2 separate regions of the Homo sapiens genome follow, and region 1 is linked to region 2. A link is an interaction called in ENCODE POLR2A ChIA-PET data of the cell type or tissue named here. Cell type or tissue: MCF 10A. All regions are shown on one strand. Each heading gives the region's core, and the rest is flanking DNA. Links, peaks and the distances in the headings are about the cores only.

What was found. ChIA-PET counts read pairs that join two places held together with the same protein. Peaks named below come from ENCODE experiments on the same cell type or tissue, not always from the same donor. Only the 100,000 strongest peaks of a DNase experiment are listed, where the experiment ranks them.
Region 1: POLR2A ChIA-PET joins it to region 2 with 12 read pairs; 10 of 35 experiments call an interaction of 5 or more read pairs at or near these places.

Annotation. Positions count from the first base shown.
Region 1 is chr3:111,849,516-111,854,901 of GRCh38, reverse strand. The region is part of intron 1 of LOC105374040 (a long non-coding RNA gene); the gene reads left to right. It also overlaps a transcript of PHLDB2 not described here. Among named protein-coding and RNA genes, the nearest start is that of PHLDB2, 7.1 kb to the left of the region's middle. In MCF 10A, for the core only: no CTCF peak of the experiment used is centred there; DNase peaks (open chromatin) are centred at 3,181 and 4,201.
Region 2 is chr3:111,762,083-111,767,468 of GRCh38, reverse strand. It overlaps a transcript of PHLDB2 not described here. Among named protein-coding and RNA genes, the nearest start is that of PLCXD2-AS1, 87 kb to the right of the region's middle. In MCF 10A, for the core only: no CTCF peak of the experiment used is centred there; a DNase peak (open chromatin) is centred at 2,668.

The DNA of each region.
Region 1 (5,386 bases), core at 253-5,252, 87 kb before region 2:
ACACATTCTTTTCCTTTAGTTTATGTGTCTTGACTCTGGGAGTGACAGCGTGGAGATGCACCATCTTTTTTCACAGCCACTGGGGACATGGCTTCTGTTCATAAGTCTCTATTAAATGTTTCTTTCTGAGAAACTGGACTTGTCAGCCTCTTTCTTTGGCTTTTCAGCTTCTGTGGTCTTTGGGAGTAGGTTTGTACATACCTGCTCACTTTGAAACACATACAGTGATATTATGAATTATTTATGTTATTCCATTTGTAATTATTTTTGCTATTGTTCTCTTTTATTAGAAAAGATCGGTTGGATTTGATTAACTTTTTATGTCCTGAATCTGTATATTTGCTCCTTTCTCTGCAATGATAGCCTAACAAATCTTTGTAGCTATTAACTCATTTCAATCTTACTGCAGTTTAACTCATGGAACAATTGTTTGTGCTGAAGTTCGCTTTAATATTATGATGATTTAATGAATCAAGAAGTTTCTACTTGCAAAGTGCAGTGGAAAAATCATTGACTGTGAAGTAAGGCAGAACTGGGTTTTAAGCCCTGATTCAGCCCCTTTGCTAGCTAATATGGTTTGGCTCTGTGTCCCAAACCAAATCTCACCTGGAATTGTAATTCTCATAATCCCCAAGTGTCAAGGGTGGGACCAGGTGGAGGTAATTGGATCTTGGGGGCAGTTTCCCCCATGCTGTTCTCATGATAGTGAGTTCTCATGAGATCTGATGGTTTTGTAAGTGTCTGGCATTTCCCCTTCTTGCATTCATTCTGTCCTGCTGCCCTGTGAAGAAAGTGTCTGCTTCTCCTTTGCCTTTTGCCATGATTGTAAGCTTCCTGAGGCCTCCCCAGCAATGTGAAACTGTGAGTCAATTAAACCTCTTTCCTTTATAAGTTACCCAGTCTCAGGTATTTCTTTATAGGAGTGTGAGAACGGACTAATACAATAGCCAAGTAATTTGAGTGCATTATTTATCTTCACTGAGAAGCAAACTTCTATTCTGAAAAGTAAGAACTATTTTTTTTTTTTTGGAGATGGAGTCTTGCTCTTGTTGCTCAGGCTGGAGTGCAATGGCACGATCTTGGCTCACAACCTCTGCCTACTGGGTTTAAGCGATTCTCCTGCTTCAGCCTCTGGAGTAGCTGGGATTACAGGCATGCACCACCATGCCTAGCTAATTTTGTATTTTTAGAAGAGATGGGATTTCACCATGTTGGTCAGGCTGGTCTTGAACTCTTGACCTCAGTTGATCCACCCACCTCGGCCTTCCAAAGTGCTGGGATTACAGGTGTGAGCCACCGCACCTGGCTGAACTCACATTTTATGAGCCAGTGTGTTAATGTAGGTACCATTCCTTGCACAGAGGACAGACAGCACAAAAAGAACACCCAGCAGAGTAGTTTCCAACCACGTTTGCCTTTCTGGAACTATTGATAATGATGTTGACCATTGAGTTATACACTGACTGTCCTATATAAGTTCAGTTCCAATTTACACACTCTTTTTAGTACTTAGATAAATTGTCTCTCTAAAAAATGAATGTACTTTCATTTCTTAGAAAAGTCATCTTCATCTATTTTCACATTGGATCTGCAACTGTTGTTAAGGGAAACTATGTAACCCACTGTTTCTCTTTGTATCCTTGTTGCCAGGAAGCCCAGAGTCAAGCTTACCATTAAATTTTTGTGTAACGGTAATAAAGACTTTGCTTTCCTCTCCTTTTTAAAATGTTGATGTATTTTTATTCCAATAACCTTATTGAATATTTGGTTTTTACTATACATTCTCTAATATATATTTAAATAGATAAAGTATAAATAACATATTAATCAAATTAATACCAGAATGTTAACCAAAACTAAAGTGAAAATAACTTTTTAACCTCCTAGGGGCATAAAAAGGGAAACACCTAATTTTTGTCTCCTCAAGTTTAATGATTATCCCCATGTGCTGGTTTATCTTTAAACAATTACAAGGTAGGTTCTCTAATTATGAGAAAAATGTAAATCTATTTGGAACATCTGATTAATTTCTGCATTAAACGTTCTCCTTCTGCCCTACCCCCAATCTTTTCTGTGAGTCTGTATTGTAATCAGGCAGGAAAAGGATGGTGTGTGTGTATGTGTGTGTGTGTGTGTGTGTGTGTGTGTCTTTTAGATTAACCTATCCCAGCTGTGTTATCTGGCTCACTTTTCTTATCACTTGAGGACCCTGAATTGGTCTACTTTGCCTGCGTAGTGGGCTTAAAACAAGGAGTTTCTCTGTATCTTATCTGCTTATCATGGAAAAAAGAAACCAACACCTTAACAGCAGTATTCCTCGATACTGAAGAGAACTCAGCTTCTCTTCTCTCTGTTGGTTTTCTTTGTTTTTCCTTTCATCTGACTTTCATCATCCCTCCAGTTATACCATACCTTGATTTCAATTTGTCCTTAATGTTATACATAAAGATAATTATATTATGTATAAAGATAATTATACATAAGGATTATTATAATATATAATCCTATGTATAATATTAATTTATGTATATATAATATATGTGTATTATATATGATCTTTACATATAACATAATTGTATATATAATATATATTTTACATATATATGGAGAGAGAGAGAGCGAGAGAGAGAGGGAGAATGCCACCTTGGGCATCTACCCAATTTGGATAGATGTCCAAATTGATGTGTCAGATATACACAGACTTCAGCACACGGGAGAATTCTGACAACTGAGAGCAGGGGCCAGGATTCAGAACATGAGGAATGTTAAAGGCAAATTTACGAAGCACCTACTCTGTTTTATACTGCCTAGCATATAACTGTAATATGATAATGTAATATATACTAAAAAACAATGATACAGAAGAGTTCAGGTGAAGGGGTATTTGTGTCCTATGAGTCCAACAGGGAAGACAACATATGTGAGTTTCATATTGAAAAAAAAAAGGTTGAGGGGCCTTCTAGGCAGAGGAAAGACCATGAGCAATGTAGGAGGACAGTAAAGCCAAGGCAGATTTGGGAAAGAGTGAGTAATACAGCCGCCTGAGCTGGGGAGGGAGGAGTAGGAGATAAGATCTAGGGTGCTGGGGCCAGATTTGAGGAAAGGGGAAAGATGGGGCTTTGAATTTTAGGCTTCGCATCGAATACCATTTTAATTATGTCATTTCCTTACTCTAAACTTGCACTGGCTTCTTGCTGCGGGACAACAGGAAGAGCCAGCGGCTATGTAGGAAGTGGAACAACATGATTATATAGGCATAGGGTGAAAAAGAAATATGAGCTCCAGCCACAACATTTAAAGACTTTAATAAAGCCGCACTCTACTTCCTGTATTAAACAAGGTGTCAGTCTCAAGTCGAGGCTGCTCAACTGAGAACTGCGTATTCATTAGGGCCACAATTAAGATATTAAATCTCTCCATCCACTCCTGACTGCCCTTTTCCTTTTTCAGAGTTATGATTACTCTGTAGTCACAGATCCTAAAATGCTCACAGAAATACACATGAGCAGGCCCATTTTGGCTGTTGGGTCACTGATGGACTAGAAATTCAGTGACAACATTCCAATTAACTGGCTGTGTCTGCAGGGGCTCAGAGCTACTTGCCAGACCATTTTTAATTTTCCACTTGATGGGGGCAATGTCATTGCTTCTCTCAGGAGAATCGCAAAGAACACTAGTAAAAACCTTTTTTTTTTTTTTTTTTTTTTAAGACAGAATCTCGCTCTGTCACCCAGGCTGGAGTGCAGTGGCGTGATCTCGGCTCACTGCAAGCTCTGCCTCATGGGTTCATGCCATTCTCCTGCCTCAGCCTCCCGAGTAGCTGGGACTACAGGTCACCACCACCACACCCAGCTAATTTTTTGTATTTTTAGTAGAGACGGGGTTTCACTGTGTTAGCCAGGTTGGTCTCCATCTCCTGACCTCGTGATCTGCCTGACTCGGCCTCCCAAAGTGCTGGGATTACAGGCGTGAGCCACCACGCCTGGCCAAAAACATTATTTTATAGCACTCAACTCTGACTGGAGATTTATGTTAGTGCTCAATAAATTCTAAATGGTTGTTTGAAGCATTTATTTCTGAGATACAGATAGTGATGTTATGACTAGTATAGTTCTTTTATTTATTTATGTATTGACTTTAAAGACAATGTCTTGTTCTCTTGCCCAGGCTGGAGTATAGTGGTGTAATCATAGATCATTGTAACTTGAAACCTGGACTCAAGCCATCCTCGTGCCTCAGCCTTCCAAGTAACTAGGACTACAAGTGCATGCCACCACACCCAGATTTTAAAATTTTTTTGTAGAGATGGGATCTTGCTACATTGCCCAGGCTGGTCTTGAGCTCCTGGGGTCAAGTGATCCTCCTGCTTCATCTTAGTATGGTTATTTTAGTCTCATTTGAATTTATGACTATCCTCAAAAACCAAGAATTTCTTTTTAAATTTTTTAAAATTTCAACAGCTTTTTAGGTACAAGTAGATTTTTTATTACACGAATGAATTATATAGTGATGAATTTTGATATTTTAGTGCACCCATCATGCAAGTAGTGTACATTTACCTAATGTGCAGTTTTTTATCCCTAGCCCTGCCCCCCTCACCTTCTCCCTTTGAGTTTCTAAAGTCCATTATGTCACTCTGTATACCTTTGTGTACCCATAGCTTAACTCCCACTTATAAGTGAGAACATACGGTTTTCAGTTTTCCACCCCTGTTATTTCACTTAGAATAATGGCCTCCAGCGGCTGGGCGCGGTGGCTTATGCCTGTAATCCTAGCACTTGGGGAGGCCGAGGTGGGTGGATCACAAGGTCAGGAGATCGAGACCATCCTGGCTAACATGGTGAAACCCTGTCTCTACTAAAAATACAAAAAATTAGCTGGGTGTGGTGGTGGGCGCCTGTAGTCCCAGCTACTCGGGAGGCTGAGGCAGGAGAATGGCGTGAACCCGGGAGGCGGAGCTTGCAGTGAGCCGAGATCGCGCCACTGCACTCTAGCCTGGGCGACAGAGCGAGACTCCGTCCCAAAAAAAAAAGAATAATGGCCTCCAGCTCCATATAAGTTGCTGGAAAAGACATTATTTCATGCTTTTTAATGGCTGAATAGTATTCCATGGTGTATCTATACCACATTTTCTTTATTCACTCATTAGTTGATAGGCACTTAGGTTGGTTCCACATCTTTGCAATTGTGAACTGCACTGCTATAAAATATATGTGCAAGTGTCTATTTTGTATAATGACAAGAACTAAGAATTTCTGAGTTACAAATATTCCTAAAGAAGATTATCAAAATTCACTTGCTGTGCTGTTCAAATGGAAAACAAAAGAAGCTCTATTTAAAAGGTCATTCTCTTAATGGTAATTTCCAGAGCTTGATTCCTACGGTA
Region 2 (5,386 bases), core at 283-5,282:
TGCCTGTTTCCAATTCTAAGTTATGTCATCAGATATTTGATTCACTAGTTTGGTGTCAACAATCTACAAGAAGCATACTTAATGAAATGTGGAAGAACGACAGATGTTTACAGATGTCTTTTCACTGACATGAAGGGTTCAAGACAGGAGATTATGAGGAGCCAAAGTTGAATACAGCTTCTCTCTGCTCATCTGTACCCAAATCCTTCTGTGTACCAAGTCCACTGGAAAAGTCCCTTGACTTTTCTGTATGCAGGTTCTCTGTCTCAAATCAGAGACACCCAGACTACCCTCCATCTGAACAGAGTAACCAGACACTGGAGCTCTGGGGACAGATGCCATAGCAAGGTGACTTTCTCAGTTGATATAATGCATGTAAAGAGACTCCTTTGCTTTAATACTGTTTTTGGACTGCTTTTTTTTTTTTTTTTTTTTTTTGAGATGAAGTCAGGCTCTGTTGCCCAGGCTGGAATGCAATGGCACAATCTCGGCTCACTGCAACCTCTGCGTCTCACGTTCCAGCGATTCTCCTGCCTCAGCCTCCCAAGTAGCTGGGATTACAGGCACGTGCCACCACACCTGGTAATTTTGTATTTTTAGTAAAGATGGGGTTTCACTATGTTGGCCAGGCTGGTCTTGAACTCCTGATCTCAGGTGTTTCACCTGCCTTGGCCTCCCAGAGTGTTGGGATTACAGGCATGAGCCACTGCGCACAACCTGGATTGCTAACTCTTGAAAGACAAGGATATCAGTGCCTCTGCAGCCCGCACTACCTAGTAAGGGTCCAGTAAACGTTTATCAAATAAATAAATGACTCATCTTAATTTATCCCATGTTGTAAAAATACTGTGTTGTCCAGGCTGGAATATTCTACATTTGGTAAGCACTATCCAAGCAGGTGTTAAATTGGTGTCTTCAGAATGTCTGAAAACCCTATGAAATTACATGCAAAACTCTTTTTATGCACGTGTAAAAATTTTGGTAAGGTTTCTTAGATTTCATCAGATTCTTTTTTTTTTTTTTTTGAGACAGAGTCTCACTCTGTCGCCCACGATGGAGTGCAGTGGCATAACCTGGGTTCCACTGCAACCTCTGCCTTCTGGGTTCAAACGATTTTTCTGCCTCAGCCTCCTGAGTAGCTGGGATTACAGGTGCATACCACCATGCCCGGCTAATTTTTTTGTTGTTGTTGTAGAGACGGAGTTTTACCATGTTGCCCAGGCTAGTCTTGAACTCCTGGCCTCAAGTGATCCACCTGCCTTGGCCTCCCAAAGTGCTGGGATCACAGGCATAAGACATCATGCCTGGCCTTTAATCAGATTCTTAAGAAGGTTCTTGAAAAAAGGTATTTAAAAATTACTGCTTCATGATTTACAAAGCAGGTACACTTCATTATCTTATTTGATCTATACAACAAAGCTGTAAGAAAGACACTATAATAAATTTTAATTTATGGAAAAGACAATGTGAAACTGAGAAAGATGACACAGGTAGTAAATTAAAAATCCTGGTGTTTTGACTTCAGATTTCTATTCTTCTGATTTGCAGTATGTGTGTATGTGTATGTGTGTGTGTGTGCATATAAAAGAAGAAATGGCAACAATGAAATGTTAAAGTAAATCTACATTATTGATTAGAGGTTGGCTTCTTTTCCACCTTAAGTTTCAAATAATGGGAACATATTTTTTCACTCACCTCTCAGCCTCCCTTCTCAGGGAACTTCTGGATATAACCTAGTTCCAATCTTCACTTCAAGCCCTGATGTCACCATAGACTGTCTAACCCAGCAGAGAAGTTTATGAACCAAGTTTACATCACCATTTTATTTTGAGCATTAGCTTCTATATTTATGTAATGGAGTTAAAAATGCCACTTGCTCTGACCTGAATACATTTCTCTCTCCGTTTTAAGTCAGCTAAAAATGTAAGTGATTTTTGGATCGATTATCTTTCCTGGATGCTTTGCACTGCCTGACATCTGAGACTCATTTTCTCATCTGAAAACTGGGTGCCTTAGGACAAGATAATTTTGTGGATGGCTTTCAGCTTTAAAGTGCTGTATGATACATTGTGTAAGAAGCCTGTGGGGGTGGCAGAAGGGGAAAGTATAAAAGGAAAAAGCACAGTCACTTGTTAGTGTTCTGGAGTCAATACTTTCCATGATCTTCTTCCATTGGTGTTTGGGTCCATCCATTTTTTTCTCACCACCCTTCAGTGCTGATATCACAACTTCCTTCTACTTCTTTAGAAAGTGCGTTAGTGAAGACTAAGGGGCTTCAAACACATGTGCTGGTGGAGTGAGCCAAGGGTTAAGAGTGTTTCACGCCTGCCTATTGAGAATGAGAATTTGTTGAACTCTAATACTCCTTGGAAGCCAAGCCTCAGACTTTTTTTGGCCCTATTAACAAAGGCAAACTGGAACTGCACTGGCATGTTCCCCTAGGGCACTGGAGAGGGTGGACCCGATGACCAGTGCTGGTCTTTCAACTCTCAGATCTGTGATTCTACAATTCCTCTTCATGGTGATGTCGCTTGGGTATTAGCAAGTTCTCACTCAGCAAGTATAAATTAACTTTTGGAAGACAGAGTCTGACTCATCAAAAAGAAGAGAGGTTAGAGTCCAAGTCTGTGTCAGTGGACCTTGTTTCCTGCACTTTGAGATCAGAGCTATTCTGTTGCACAACTCCAGGAGGCAACCATCCTATTGTGTTCTCCATTAAAGGCGCCCTTGGAGCCTAGCTTTAATACAGTATGATGGAAACAGTGCCCCCTGGAATTGAATGATGCTGGTGCCCTACCTGTGATTCCTCAAGAACCTTTATTTCATCACACAAATTTCATATAATCTGAAAATTGAAACTTGAAGATCAGTGGGGTATTTTTTTTTATCATAGTTCCCTTTATGAAATCTGGCAAAACCTCACCACATCAACATGTATATGCTGGGACAAAAGTGTGACTGATAAAGAAGGGGAGGTTGGGAATAGGGGTGATAGGCAATTTATCAACCTAACAACAATCCATGTTTAACACAGGAGACAGAAAAATATACAAAGGACCGTGCTAGTTTACCATGTACTCTGTCTGTGTATATTTGGTAAGAATCTCAGATGTTGGGATTGTTTTAGTCAGTTGTATCAAGTAGGGTGGTTGTAAGTGCTTTTAGGAGAAACTTACTTAATGGATTTCTTTGTTCATGTGACCAGTTTGCCACACAATAACTACCATTCCTGGGCTGCTGACCAACAGTTGAGAACTTCCCAAACATTACTTCATCAGATCTTCCCTGTAGCCCTATGAGGTAAATGTTACTATCTCCATTTTATAAACGGGAAAGTGGATTTAAAGAGGTTCCATAGCTTGTCAAAGGTCACACAACTTGAGTAGCGGTGTCAAAGGTCATGTGCAGGTCTGTCTGAATCCAGAGTTATACCATTACCAGAAGGCCAAACTGCTTCCTTTCTATTTTGGCATTATATTTTCTTGAGCAAACATAGCCATAACTGCTTGTCTTCGTCTGTTCGGGCTGCTTTAACAATTTATCATAGACTGGGTAGCTTAGAAAAAACAGAATTCATTCCTCACAGTTCTAGGAACTGGGAAGTCTAAGATCAAGGCACCAACAGATTCAGTGTCTGGTGAGGGACTGTTTCCTGGTTCACGAATGGTGCCTTCTCACTGTGTCATCATGTGGTAGAAGGGGCTGGCCTGCTCTGGGGTCTCTTTTATGAGGGCACTAATCCTAATCACAAGGGCTTTGTCCTCGTGATCGAATCACCTCCTAATACTACAACCTAATACCATCACCTAGGATCTCAAAACATGAATTTCTGGGGATACAAACATTCAGATTATAGCACTGCTCTTTTCCTTGCAGTAGAGTAGTAGTTGTAGTAACAATAATAATAAAAATAAATAGTAATAGCAAGACATATGGGGCTTACTATGTATCAGGAACTGCCCTAAGCACTTGATAATTTATTAAGTAATTTATTCCTAGGAAAATCTCACAATGTACAGTTGATGACAAGTCCCACTTACAGATGAGCGAACTAAAACATGAAGAGTGTGAGTAAATTGCCCTAGGTCACCCAGCTAGAAAGTGGTAGAGGTGGAAATGAAAGTCAAACAGTTGGGCTCCAAAGCCCTGTGCAGTTTGCAGTTCGCTATTATGTTAGAGTAACTTGTCATAGAAATAACTCACTCAAGGGAAATTCACTGTATTGTTCACACAGCATAAACAGTGTGTGAAGAGTTGACTCTCCAGGGGAGAAGAATGCTAGGGAGTCAATGAATCAAATACCTAAAATCCTTGATTTGCATTGTCCAGTTTCCTAACATACTCACTTTCAGGCAGGATCATAAAGCTCAGTGCAGCTATGGCTCCCTGCCTTTCCTTGGGGCTGCCTGTAGAAGTGCTGGGAGACATGCAAGGATTCTTGCAGGTGCAGAAGAGGGTGGGCTCTCAGAGCTATATACCCTGCACCAAACAGGCAGCTAGTTTTAATCTTTCCATTTCTCTTCTCACTTCTTAGTCATTGCTCTCCTTTTTCAAAAAAGGAGAATTAATTCTTTGGAACTCTTAGGAACCAGAGGGCTTTGAGTCTGCAATGTTTATGAATCTGCTGAGAGTGCTGGGAAATGAGGCTTCTTTTTTGCACATGAAGTCATATTTTAACCCAAACCAAAAGAAAAAAAAGAGAAAGATTATTTGAGAGTCTGTGGGGATCAGAGCTGGGTATTGTGTTACAGAAATTTTCCATTTCAGACACAAACTACGTACAGCAGTATGTGAGCCAAAAAAGGCCAAGAGAGACTCCAGGAGGGCTTGAAGAAATAATACCTCCTCCTTTAATCCTGACGAGTGTGGCCAGGTTCTTGGGAGGGCTGGGTGGAAGGTCTGGATCAGATCACACTTAGAGGCCTGTGATTAGAATGATGATAATTGTGGCATCACAAGGCATAACTTCAGAGCGCTCCCTAGGATGCCCTTGGGCAAGGTACTTAACCCTTCTGTGCCTTAGTTTCCAATATCTGAAAATGGGATAAACACCTCAAAATTTATTGACAGTGTCAAAACATTACACATATTGGCTATATAATAATAATATGGTAATGCTAGTTATATAATTAAATAATACATATAGTTAGCATTTATTGAGGCCTTACTATACATGAGCTATTGTGTTAAAGCTTCCTAAACATTATCTTCTTTAAACTTCACAACAGTCCTCTGAGATCAATTGTGTTATCCTTCCAGTACTGCAGTTTAGAAAAGTAAGTGACTGACTTAAGTTTATCACCTTAGGTAGTAGACTTGGATCTCAAATCTAAGTCTAGTCTGGCACCAAAACCCATGCAATGAACTAATAGCTAAGACGCTGGTC